Linked DNA regions of Homo sapiens: region 1 is linked to region 2. Evidence: read pairs that join two places in POLR2A ChIA-PET (ENCODE). Cell type or tissue: Panc1. All regions are shown on one strand. Links, peaks and the distances in the headings refer to the core of each region. The heading gives the core; the rest is flanking DNA. Region 1 overlaps LRRK1 (leucine rich repeat kinase 1). Region 2 overlaps LRRK1 (leucine rich repeat kinase 1).

The links. Peaks named below come from ENCODE experiments on the same cell type or tissue, not always from the same donor. Only the 100,000 strongest peaks of a DNase experiment are listed, where the experiment ranks them.
Region 1: POLR2A ChIA-PET joins it to region 2 with 10 read pairs; 7 of 35 experiments call an interaction of 5 or more read pairs at or near these places.

What each region holds. Positions count from the first base shown.
Region 1 is chr15:101,000,134-101,005,508 of GRCh38, reverse strand. All of the region lies in intron 6 of LRRK1 (leucine rich repeat kinase 1), which reads right to left. Among named protein-coding and RNA genes, the nearest start is that of LRRK1, 83 kb to the right of the region's middle. In Panc1, for the core only: no CTCF peak of the experiment used is centred there; no DNase peak of the experiment used is centred there; H3K27ac peaks cover 4,756 bases.
Region 2 is chr15:100,936,374-100,941,748 of GRCh38, reverse strand. The region is part of intron 2 of LRRK1 (leucine rich repeat kinase 1); the gene reads right to left. Among named protein-coding and RNA genes, the nearest start is that of LRRK1, 20 kb to the right of the region's middle. RefSeq lists enhancers at 1-31, 72-211. In Panc1, for the core only: no CTCF peak of the experiment used is centred there; no DNase peak of the experiment used is centred there; H3K27ac peaks cover 3,538 bases.

The sequences.
Region 1 (5,375 bases), core at 295-5,294, 64 kb before region 2:
ACATGAGTGTGTTCTGATGCCTCCAATTCAATGCAGCAAAGGGGTTTTTTTCCCTCATCTTTCCATAATCCACAATTCACGACTGTATCACTCTTCATTCCATTATCATTGTTTTTAATCTGTTAAATAAGTGGCTTGGATCAGATGATGCCTAGGTCAGTTCTCGTCCCAATATTGTTTCCGGTGGTCGTCTTGCAAAGTACAGTGGCCTTTGGGTAGGAGTCTTTGGATAAGCATGACAGTCAGCCCAGCAACAGGCTGACAGGAAGGTCACCATGTGGACTTTGCAATGCCAAGTCAAAAAAGGCTCCACAGGGCCTGTCTGCCTCTCCTTCCTGGATTCACAGAGACACACCCAGGTCTCAGGGGCAAGGGCCAGACAGCTGAACATGGAATCAAGGTGTCCAGATTGCAATCCAACCCTCTCCACTCACTCTGCGTGGCCATTATGGTCTTTCCGTATGGAATGGTTGGTACCCAAACTGAAATGGCAGCCAAATGCAAGATGCAGGGGAGGCTGGTTATGGTTTTGGCTTTGACAACAAATCTTAAGTCTCTATTGAAAATCTTTAAATAAAACTCTGGGGACCATCATAAAATAAACAAAACAACAGCAAGTAATCAAATTATTACTGTAACATGACCCAATTATGGTACAAATACCTTGGGGAAGGGCTTAGGTGTGGCTGTCCTTACAATGGCAGCCTCCCTCTCAGCACCTCCTCCACATCCCCTGAGCTGGGGCTGGAGCCCTGAACTGCAGAAGGAGCAGGGGCTCAGCCTCAGGCTGCTTAACTAACTCCACGTGGACTCTGGGCAAGCCGCAGTGGAGGTGAGCACTTTTTTGGGCTCTGTTCAGCTTGAGACACTTTGTATTAACCTCTCCACTGATCTGTGTGGCACTGACTCAGCCCACATTTCTTTTGCTGTGGCAGACAGCATGGCCAACCGGAACCCGGACTGCACACCCCACAGTGCAGAGCCCTGCCTGGCTGCCTCTGCAGCTCAACCTCATACCCACTATGCAGCAGACACTAAATCAGTGTTTGTGAGCTGAAGAGATTCAAGCCACCAAGACCTGCAAGCTATCCACTCTGTGCACTTCTTACCAGATCAATCATCCTGAAATATCAAAGTCTGCGCAAGACCTTTCAGCTCTCCCTAGCCCACTCCGCCTTTAGCAGAACATCCAAAGTCCCTCCTTTGCAGCCTGACAGCCCCCCAGTTGGCTCCAACCCACTTTTCCAACTTTATGTCTTCCTGCCTCTTTCATAGCTTCTCCCTGCCCACCCAGAGCAGCCTCTGATCTATAGCGATGCCCTTTGCCTTCCTACTGGCAGTGATTTGTGGGGTTAATTTATTCTGGGTAAAAGAAATTAGGGGAAGGGGCACACTCCCAGGGCAGGGGAATTCGAGGCCAAGGAAAAGCTGCCAATCAAAGTGCAGAAACTGCTTGTTCATAAATCAACTGCAGGGCTCACAAGTAGGCCCAACATTGACATTTGTAGGAAGGGTTTTGGGGACCACAAGGGTGTAGCCGTGCTGTTGGTAACTGACTGGCCCATGTGCTCAAAGGGCTGCTGGGGTGCTCTGGGGCTGCAGACCTCCCCCGCCTCCCTACTGGAATGTGGGTTACCATGGTGACCAAAGGGGCCAAGATGGGAGGACAACATGGGAAGTACAAGGTGGGCTGGGCCTGGAGCTAAGAGGGTGATATGGTTTGGCTGTGTCCCCACCCAAATCTCATCCTGAAGGAGATAGAGAATTACGGGTAGCTCCCATAATTCCTATGTGTTGTGGGAGGCACCTGGTGGAAGATAATTAAATCATGGGGCGGTTTCCCCCATACTGTTCTCATGATAGTGAACAAGTCTCATGAGATCTGATGGTTTTATAAGGGGAAGCCCCTTTCACTTGTCTCTCATTCTCTCTCTTGCCTGCTGCCATGTAAGACGTGTCTTTCACCTTCTGCCATGATTGTGAGGCCTCCCCAGCCATGTGGAACTGTGAGTCCATTAAACCTCTTTTTCTTTATAAATTACCCAGTCTCAAGTATGTTTTTATCAGCAGTGTAAAAAGAGAATAATACAGAGGGTCTTTGCATACACCCTTAGAGTGGACCTCCTTTCTCCTCTTGGAGAAAGCAGATGTTGCCTGTTCCCAGAGCTCTCTGTAGGCACATACCCACTGTGCTTCTGCAGGACTGACATCTGATAAACTCAAGCTGGGAGGGAAGTGGTAAAAAGCAGAAGTCTGCAAAAATGTTGACACTCGGAAAATAGACATGCTTGGAAATGGTTTCTGGGCTGGATGGAGGTTGAAAAACCTGTGCAATTTCTACCTGGTCTGGGGCTAGTCTGAAAACTGATTTACAAAAGTTATTTTCTTGTTCAAGCACAGACATTACAGGGTGCCCAGGTGTCCACAAAGTGGCAGAGAGAAACTAGAAAAAATGCACAGTTAAAAAAGTTGTCCAGGGCTGGGCGCAGTGGCTCATGCCTGTAATCCCAGAACTTTGGGAGGCCAAGGCAGGTGGATCACTTGAAGCCAGGAGCTCACGATCAGCCTGGACAACATGGTGAAACCCTGTCTCTACTAAAAATATGAAAAAATAACCAGGTGTGGTGGTGCACACCTGTAGTCCCAGCTACTTGGGAGGCTGAGGCCGAATCACTTGAACCCGGGAGATGGAAGTTGCAGTGAGCTGAGATTGCACCCCTGCACTCCAACCTGGGTGACAGAGCCAGATTCCATCTCAAAATAAAAAATAAATAAATAAAAAGATGTTCATGCACTTGACATTAAAACCTAACTCTTCCAGCCCTGAAGCCCTCATTAGCCCTCATTATTTATTTGTGTCTAGTCCAGGCAGAATCACAATAAACAAGATTCCGAGAGAGCAAAGCCAGCAATTATATAATCCTATCCATGAAGGCTAAACTACAAAATCAAAGACAGCTGGTTAAGGAGAAGCCATCAATTCAACACAGGAGTGGTTAAGCTCCACCCACCCTATCACAAACAGGTGGAGAATGTGTTCATGTTGGTTTTTCAAGCATGAGCCCTTTAAATTTCAGTCCAAGTAAAAGGAAGTACCACTTTCTCGAGAAGGCTCAGTGCAATGATTTCAGAAACTTGTTTTCCACGGCAGTGGTGGTGACTTGGATTGCTTTCAAGAAGGATTAGGTGTATTTAAGGGCAACTGCTTCATTAGAGACTGATGTATAAGAAAGATCTCCTCATCTGGTGATGGAGGCTGCTGTTCAGGAGGGTGCTAGACACCTTCACATGATGCTTCTTGGAGATGTTAGCCATAAAATTGTCACAGTGAATGAGGCATTGCCCCACAATGACATCTCTTATGTTTTTATATCAGTGCAAACCTATTAGTTGAAGAAAAAAATTGTTCAATGAAGAGCTGGCATCTACAAAGCTTTTAGCCTGGTTTGAACCTCAGCAGATGTGGCTGGCACCCCAGCCCAGGGCAGACTCCGAAAACGATTCCTGGCCCCTGTGACATATGCACACAGGTGTTCCTCTGTACGATTCTGTGGGGTCAAGAGCAGCCTTGCCGGAGTGACGTTGTAATGTTAGCTCCTTGCTAGGTCTCACTGACCCCACAGCAGAATTCATAGCTCTTCCTGTGTCTGCAGCTCCTTGTTCCTGTCAGTTGGTCAGTATTTTGCTTATGGCTCATGAGTAAGAATCTTCCCCCCTAGAAACCGTAGATCCCTTCAGAGCACAGACTATAGCTCAGTGACAAAAGGGCACACCACAGTAAAAGCAGTTAATAGGTATCTATTCAATGAAGACACACGTTACAATGGGGGGAAATACACAGAAAGTTCTTGAACTTGTCAATTCTTGGCCCATACAAACCCCAAGTCTTTCTTTCTGCAGTTAAGCAAAGATTCCTGGGACGGTGCCTCCTCCTTGTTGAACCAGCCAGTAAGACAAGAGCCACATTCTGATACGCAGAAGTAACAATAAGAACAACTGAACAGCCAAAGAAGCTGCAAAATCAATGAACCTAATCTAAAATGGGGAGACTCACTCAAAGGCCTGGAGAAAATGCCAAAAGAAGCCCTGAAAACAAAGATGCTCAGAGCAGCAGGCCCAGAAATGGCATCTGAAGGCTCATCCCAGGTTATCTGCATGACGCCAGTGATTATAGTAGAGATGAGACGATGGCTGCAGAGAGCGTCTGTGCACCGACGCCCACAAGCTGAAGGTAAATTTCAAGGCTACAGGTTCCCAGAGAACTCTGGGAACTCAGACCATCAGACGGGGCCCTGAGTGACAGGGATTCAGTGACAGAGAACTGGAAACACCACAGACAGCAGCTCTGTCCCAGCATCCTTGTGCATGTAAAGGCCACAACAGAACCAAACAAACTGTGCCTCATCTCTGCTCCCAGGAGGAATATTCATTGTGGGTTTTCTAAACACCTACTTCTCAAGTTCCTGCACTCTGGTAGAGACAAGCTCTTAAGGAGAAAGGAGGCATTGAAAACGGGAGGATGAGGACACTGTACCTTGACTGGCCGTCTACCTGGCATCTAAGGTGGCCCATGGCAGGTGGATCCAGGCCAAGGGCAATGAAGTGAAGGCAGCAAGGATGGTGTGACGGGTTGCAGTGTGTCCCTCCAAAAAGATATGCTGAAGTCCTAACGCCCCGTACTGCGGAATGTGACTTTAATTAAAAACAGAGGTCATCTAGCCAAAATGAGGTTATTGTGGGGGCCATCATCCAACATGACTGGTGTTCTTATGAAAAAGGAGAAACGTGAACAGAGGCAGACAACGGGAAGACGATGTGAAGACACAGGGAGAAGACAGCAGATGACGGGGGAGATGTGGCCACAAGCCGAGAAGTGTTGGGGACCACCAGCAGTCCCCAGCAGCTGGAAGGGGCAGGGAAAGACCCTCCCTCAGGGCTTCCAGGAGAAGCCGACCCTTCCAACACCTTGACCGTGGACTGCTGACCTCCAGGACCGTGAGAGAATACATTTCTGTTGTGTTAAGCCACCCAGTTTTGGGTGCTTTGTTACAGCAGTTCTAAGAATTCAGATGGTAATGAGTCAAGGGAAGAGAGGGGAGGTTGGGACCAGAGAGCTGGGAACATTCCATTGACACAGATTATGGTCATGATCACACAGATAACAAAAGGAAAGGCAAGGAACAGACTCTTAGAAAGCCAAAAGCATTCCTGCTAAGTAGATTAGAAATGTAATTTTAAAAGGTAATGACAATGACAGAAAAATCAGCTATTAAATTTGGGGAAAGCCTGTGAGGACTCTATGATGTAAATGGAGAATTTCAGAAAGGACTTGAGAATAACCACCACAGGGAGTAGGGAAAGGAGAGACAAGAAAA
Region 2 (5,375 bases), core at 200-5,199:
AGCCATGCTCTGGATGTCCCCAAGGCAGCCTGCTACAGTCCCCTGGCCCTCCTCTTCGCAGGCTATTGTGACAAATGCTGTGTTCACAGACAGCTACGGGGAATCCCGAGCAGAACAGTCAGCATCCACCCAGGCACCCGCAAGCATCTGAGGAAGAGCAGCGCCATAAAGAGAAGCACGAAACTCCTCTAACCAAGCCAGCACACAGGCAGGCCACCGATCAGCAGGAAGAGACATCCCACCTTACACACACACACACACACACACACACACACACACACACAGAGACATAGACACACACAGACACACACACACACACAGACACACACACACACAGAGACACACACAGACACACACAGAGACACAGACACACACATACAGGCACACACACACACACACAAAGACACACACAGAGACACAGACACACACACACAGACACACACACATAGACACACACAGACACACACACGGACACACACAGAGACACAGACACACACACAGACAGACACACACAGACACACACACAGACACATACAGACACACACAGAAACACACATGCACAAAGACACACAGACACACACATAGATATGCAGACACACAGACACACATACAAAGAGACACACACAGACACACACACACAGAAAATATTTATGTTTCCTCTTTATGTAGCCAAGGGCACAGGCTCATTGGAAGCAGTCTGATCACCTAGGGGAGAAGCTGTGTCATATTTCACCACTGTCCCCCTTGGGCCTCAGAGTCCCCAGGAGGAAGTGAGCAGCTGACAGTGACAATGTCTCTGCAAGGCAGGGTCTAGCCAGGTCAGAGGGCCTGCACATCTTGCTGCATCCTCACATTACTGTTCGGGGCAAACCTACACAAATCACACAGTCACTGAGATAAGACAGCTTTGGGCTTTCCTGATTCACAACACAGCTTGGTATTGTCAACTGTTCATCCTTATCTTGGAGGAAAAGACTGAGTTAGCATGGGAGCTTCCCTAAGCAGAATCTCAGGCTCCAGCTTTCCAGCACCTCCAGGGCCCCTCTCTACACAGAATTAATGTTAGCAGAGCGAGAATGAATTCAGAATAAATATTACTGATGTCTTGGAGAGAAACAGGAGGATGCAGCATCCACAAACAAGAATCAACTAAAACTCTTGGGAATTAAAACGAGAAGAGTTGCACTGTGAAGCACAGTGGGTGAGCTGCAGAGCAGAGACACCGTTGAAGGACAAATCAGGAATCTGGAAGACCAAGAGGAGGATGCAGCACCAAAAGACAAGGAGGCCGGGAGCAGAGATAAAAGAGTGAGAGACATTGAAGATATTTTTTGAAGTTTTTCAAAATGTGTCTAATGAGAGTTTCAGAAACATATACTTAAATAAATAAGAATAATTTTCAAGTTGCAAAAATATGAGTCCTCAGAAGTGACAGGATACTAGTCAAGAAGAGTAAATTTAGAAAAAAGAAGAATGAAGGACTAGTGAAATAAACAATCTTATGGAAAGACTGATCAACAACAAAATGAGAGAGAGAGAGAGAGCAGGACATGTGAGAACACAAAAGCATTATCTGAAACAAAGAGATAAAACTATATTAGAGAACTTAAAATCATGGCATCATCAGCAAAGGACACAGGGATTCTTGGAGAAACAGTGCATCGTGCATCCGGGGCAGGATATGGACAATCTGGCCCTGGATGTCTTGTCACATCAGAAAGCAAGGAAGTTATCAAAGACTTCTGGGGTCATGCCAAAAGATAGAGGAACCTACTCAGGGGGCCTACTGGCAAAAGAGGAACAGCGTTAGCATCAAGAATCAAATAAATTAAAATTCATGAGTTCATAATGATACTAAGGAAAAAAAACCCCACCTTCATTGGCCGCCTTCAAAAGGTGCTAGGGAATTGACTTATTTTCAGTAGAATGAATAAGAAAACTAAGAGAAAAAAACCCAACTATTTACCCCGACTTTGCTGTACAAACTGTAACTCAGGGTACCACAGAGTTAATGGAAGAAATTTCTTCTTTAGAGATCACTTTCAGCTGATAAATGAAGAAGGTAAGATAGACTTAAAATAACACCACTTTGCAACCTCAAATTAAATAATTGATCTAAGCAACCATCAATGACTGATAAAACCATTGTGTGAAAAGTCGAAAAACCATTAGGACGTTTATAAAGAGTGATTGCGCTGACACCACTGAAAATCATTAAAAAACTCTAAACATCAGAGAGAGACAATTAGACATTCTGTGACTAGGTGATGCAGGAGGAAGAACCCACCATCTATTGGGCATTTTTGCCAAAACATCTTACTAAATCTAATCAGGCCTCTGGATCTACAAAAACATAGGGAAGGTGGGAACATGTCAGGCCACACATAGAAATGCAATTGCCAAAAATCCAGACTGTGGAAAATTGCAAAGGACAAACAATATGGCTTTATCAACAAAAGAAACTGCAATGAAAAAGAAATTGAGGGAGAAAGATAGAAATTAAGAGACTTAGGAACTGTACTGTCCCATGTCCCAGCATGCAAGGGCACTGACTCAACAAACCTGCCCCAAACAAACCAGTGATAAAAACAGAGACAATGCAGGACATTTGAACACTGACTAGATATTTGATATTTTGACTTTTTTATTTATTTTGAGATGGAGTTTCACTCTTGTTGCCCAGGCTGGAGTGCAATGGCATGATCTGGGCTCACTGTAACGTCCATCTCCTGGGTTCAAGCGATTCTCCTGTCTCAGTCTCCCGAGTAGCTGGGATTACAGGTGCCCGCCACCATGCCTCGCTAGTTTTTTGTATTTTTAGTAGAGATGGGGTTTCTCCATGTTAGTCAGGTTGGTCCCAAACTCCTGACCTCAGGTGATCCACCCACCTCAGCCTCCTAAAGTCCTAGGATTACAGGCATGAGCCACCACACCCGGCCCTCTCCAGCCAAGGGTCCAGCCTGGGTCTCCCCTCTCAGAAGCCTAGCCTGTCAACAGCATGCTATTGTGGGCATACATTAACATACACTTTTAAACATACATTTAAACGTATGTTAAATGTATTTTGTTTTTTCTTTTCTAGACTTCTTAAGCTATAAGTATGGAATTGGGTTCTAAATCATCTGGAAAGAGAGAGAAGGGGGTTTACATGGATGCAGATTGGCCATGTGGGGGAAGGAGGGAGGATGGCAGAAGGTGGGTTACCTGCATGGGAGGAGTAAGTTCCAGTGCACCAGAGCACTGGAGGGGGAATCGAGTTAACAATAGTTTGTGGTCTGTTTTCAAAAAGCTAGAAGAGTGGCTTTTGCATGTTCCCAACACCAAGAAATGAAAAATGTTTGCGGTGATAGATATGCTAATTATCCTTATTTGATCATTACACATTGTATACATGTATCCAAGTATCACTCTGTATCCCATAGACAAGCACAATTATTACATGTCAACTAAAAACAAGAGGGTTAAAAAAAAGATTGCCCATGTGTGATAATTACTGAAATTGGGTAATGGGTACAAAGGGGTGCATTTTAATATTCTCTCTACTTGTGTACTGTGTTCAAAAGTTTCTGTAATAAAAAATTTTAAAAAGTGGCCGGGTGTGGTGGCTCACATCTGTAATCCCAGCACCTTGGGAGGCTGAGGCAAGTGGATTGCTTGAGCTCAGGAGTTCGAGACCAACCTGGGCAACATGGTGAACCCCCATCTCTACAAAAAAAAAAAAAATACAAAAATTAGCCAAGCATGGTGGTGTGCGCCTGTAGTCCCAGCTACTTAGGAGGATGAGGTAGGAGGATCGCTAAAGCCCAGGCTGTCAAGGCTGTAGTGAGCCGAGAGGTCGCCACTGCACTCCTGCTTGGGTGACAGAGTGAGACCCTGTCTCTAAGTAAGTAAGTAAATAAATAAAGAAATAAATAGGCTGGGCGCAGTGGCTCACGCCGGTAATCCCAGCACTTTGGGAGGCCGAGACGGGCGGATCACGAGGTCAGGAGATCGAGACCATCCTGGCTAACACGGTGAAACCCCGTCTCTACTAAAAATACAAAAAAATTAGCCGGGCGTGGTGGCGGGCGCCTGTAGTCCCAGCTGCTTGGGAGGTGGAGGCAGGAGAATGGCATCAACCTGGGAGGCAGAGCTTGCAGTGAGCTGAGATCGCGCCACTGCACTCCAGCCTGGGGGACAGAGTGAGACTCCGCCTCAAAATAAATAAATAAAATAAAATAATAAATAAATAAATAAACATTTTAAAAAAAGAAATCTAAGACAAAAATATAACATTTTAAAGTTCCACGTAGCTAAAGACTTATGAAAAGAGAAAAATGTGCCATTTTGAGTCCAGGCCTAAAAACTGTGGTTTCTGAGGCCAATAAAAAAGGGGAACTAAATAGTAGCCCTGATTCTTTGGAAGAGACGGCAATTGGTAGTAAGTTTGGGTAGGGGGCGGGAATGGGTACTTTTTATTGTATTCCCTTTTGTACTTCTTTTAAATTGTGTGTAAGTATATGATTCATCTATTAAAAATGAATAAGATAGTTTAAAAATATATTTTAAAATCCTGAACCATTATCAACTTCATGCTAAAATATTCGAAAATCTAGATTAAATGGATAACTATCTAAAAATTGTATTGCATAAAATAACTCAAGAAGAAATAGAACATTTACATAAACCTATAACCTTTAAAGACAGAGAATCAATAGTGAGACATCTACCCATTAAAAAGCACCAGGCCTGTATGGTTTTATAGGCAAAGTGATGTATTCTGCTTCTTGGAAAATATAGGACATACTTATATTATCAAACTTATGTTGGTTGAAGAAGCAAGATGCAAAAAGACTGGCATAGTATGAAAATATTTAATCCAACATTTTTAGTATGGAAACTGTTCTGAAAGGAGCAGGATTGACAAAACAGGACTCTGGTTACCCCATCCCTACCACAGCTGGACAATGAGCCAGCTGAGATGCCTCCTTCTCCCAGCTGAAGTGATAGCACCCAAGCTCAGTTTCCCATGGGTCTAGTGGCTCATCATAGAGGACTGCACATCCCACAGACCCCAAGTTGCCCCATAGAAGCAGCCAGCACCCACAGCTAGCATGCTATTGACAGGCTGGGCTCTGAGAGGGAAGACCCAGGCTGGACCCTTGGCTGGAGTAGAACCCAGCCCCATCCAGCCCTATCCAGTAGATGCCCTGGCATAGCTTCTTGTTAAAGGAGAGGCTGGGGGCCACATGCCATGCCATCTTGCAGATTCAGGCTTTGTGATTTTCTTTCTCTTAATAAAGCCTATTCCCTAATCTCAGTGGATGACATTGTGGAGTTCATGCCAACCCCTGCGCAATAGATGGTAGCCCAGGGGGAATCCACCTGGCAAGGCA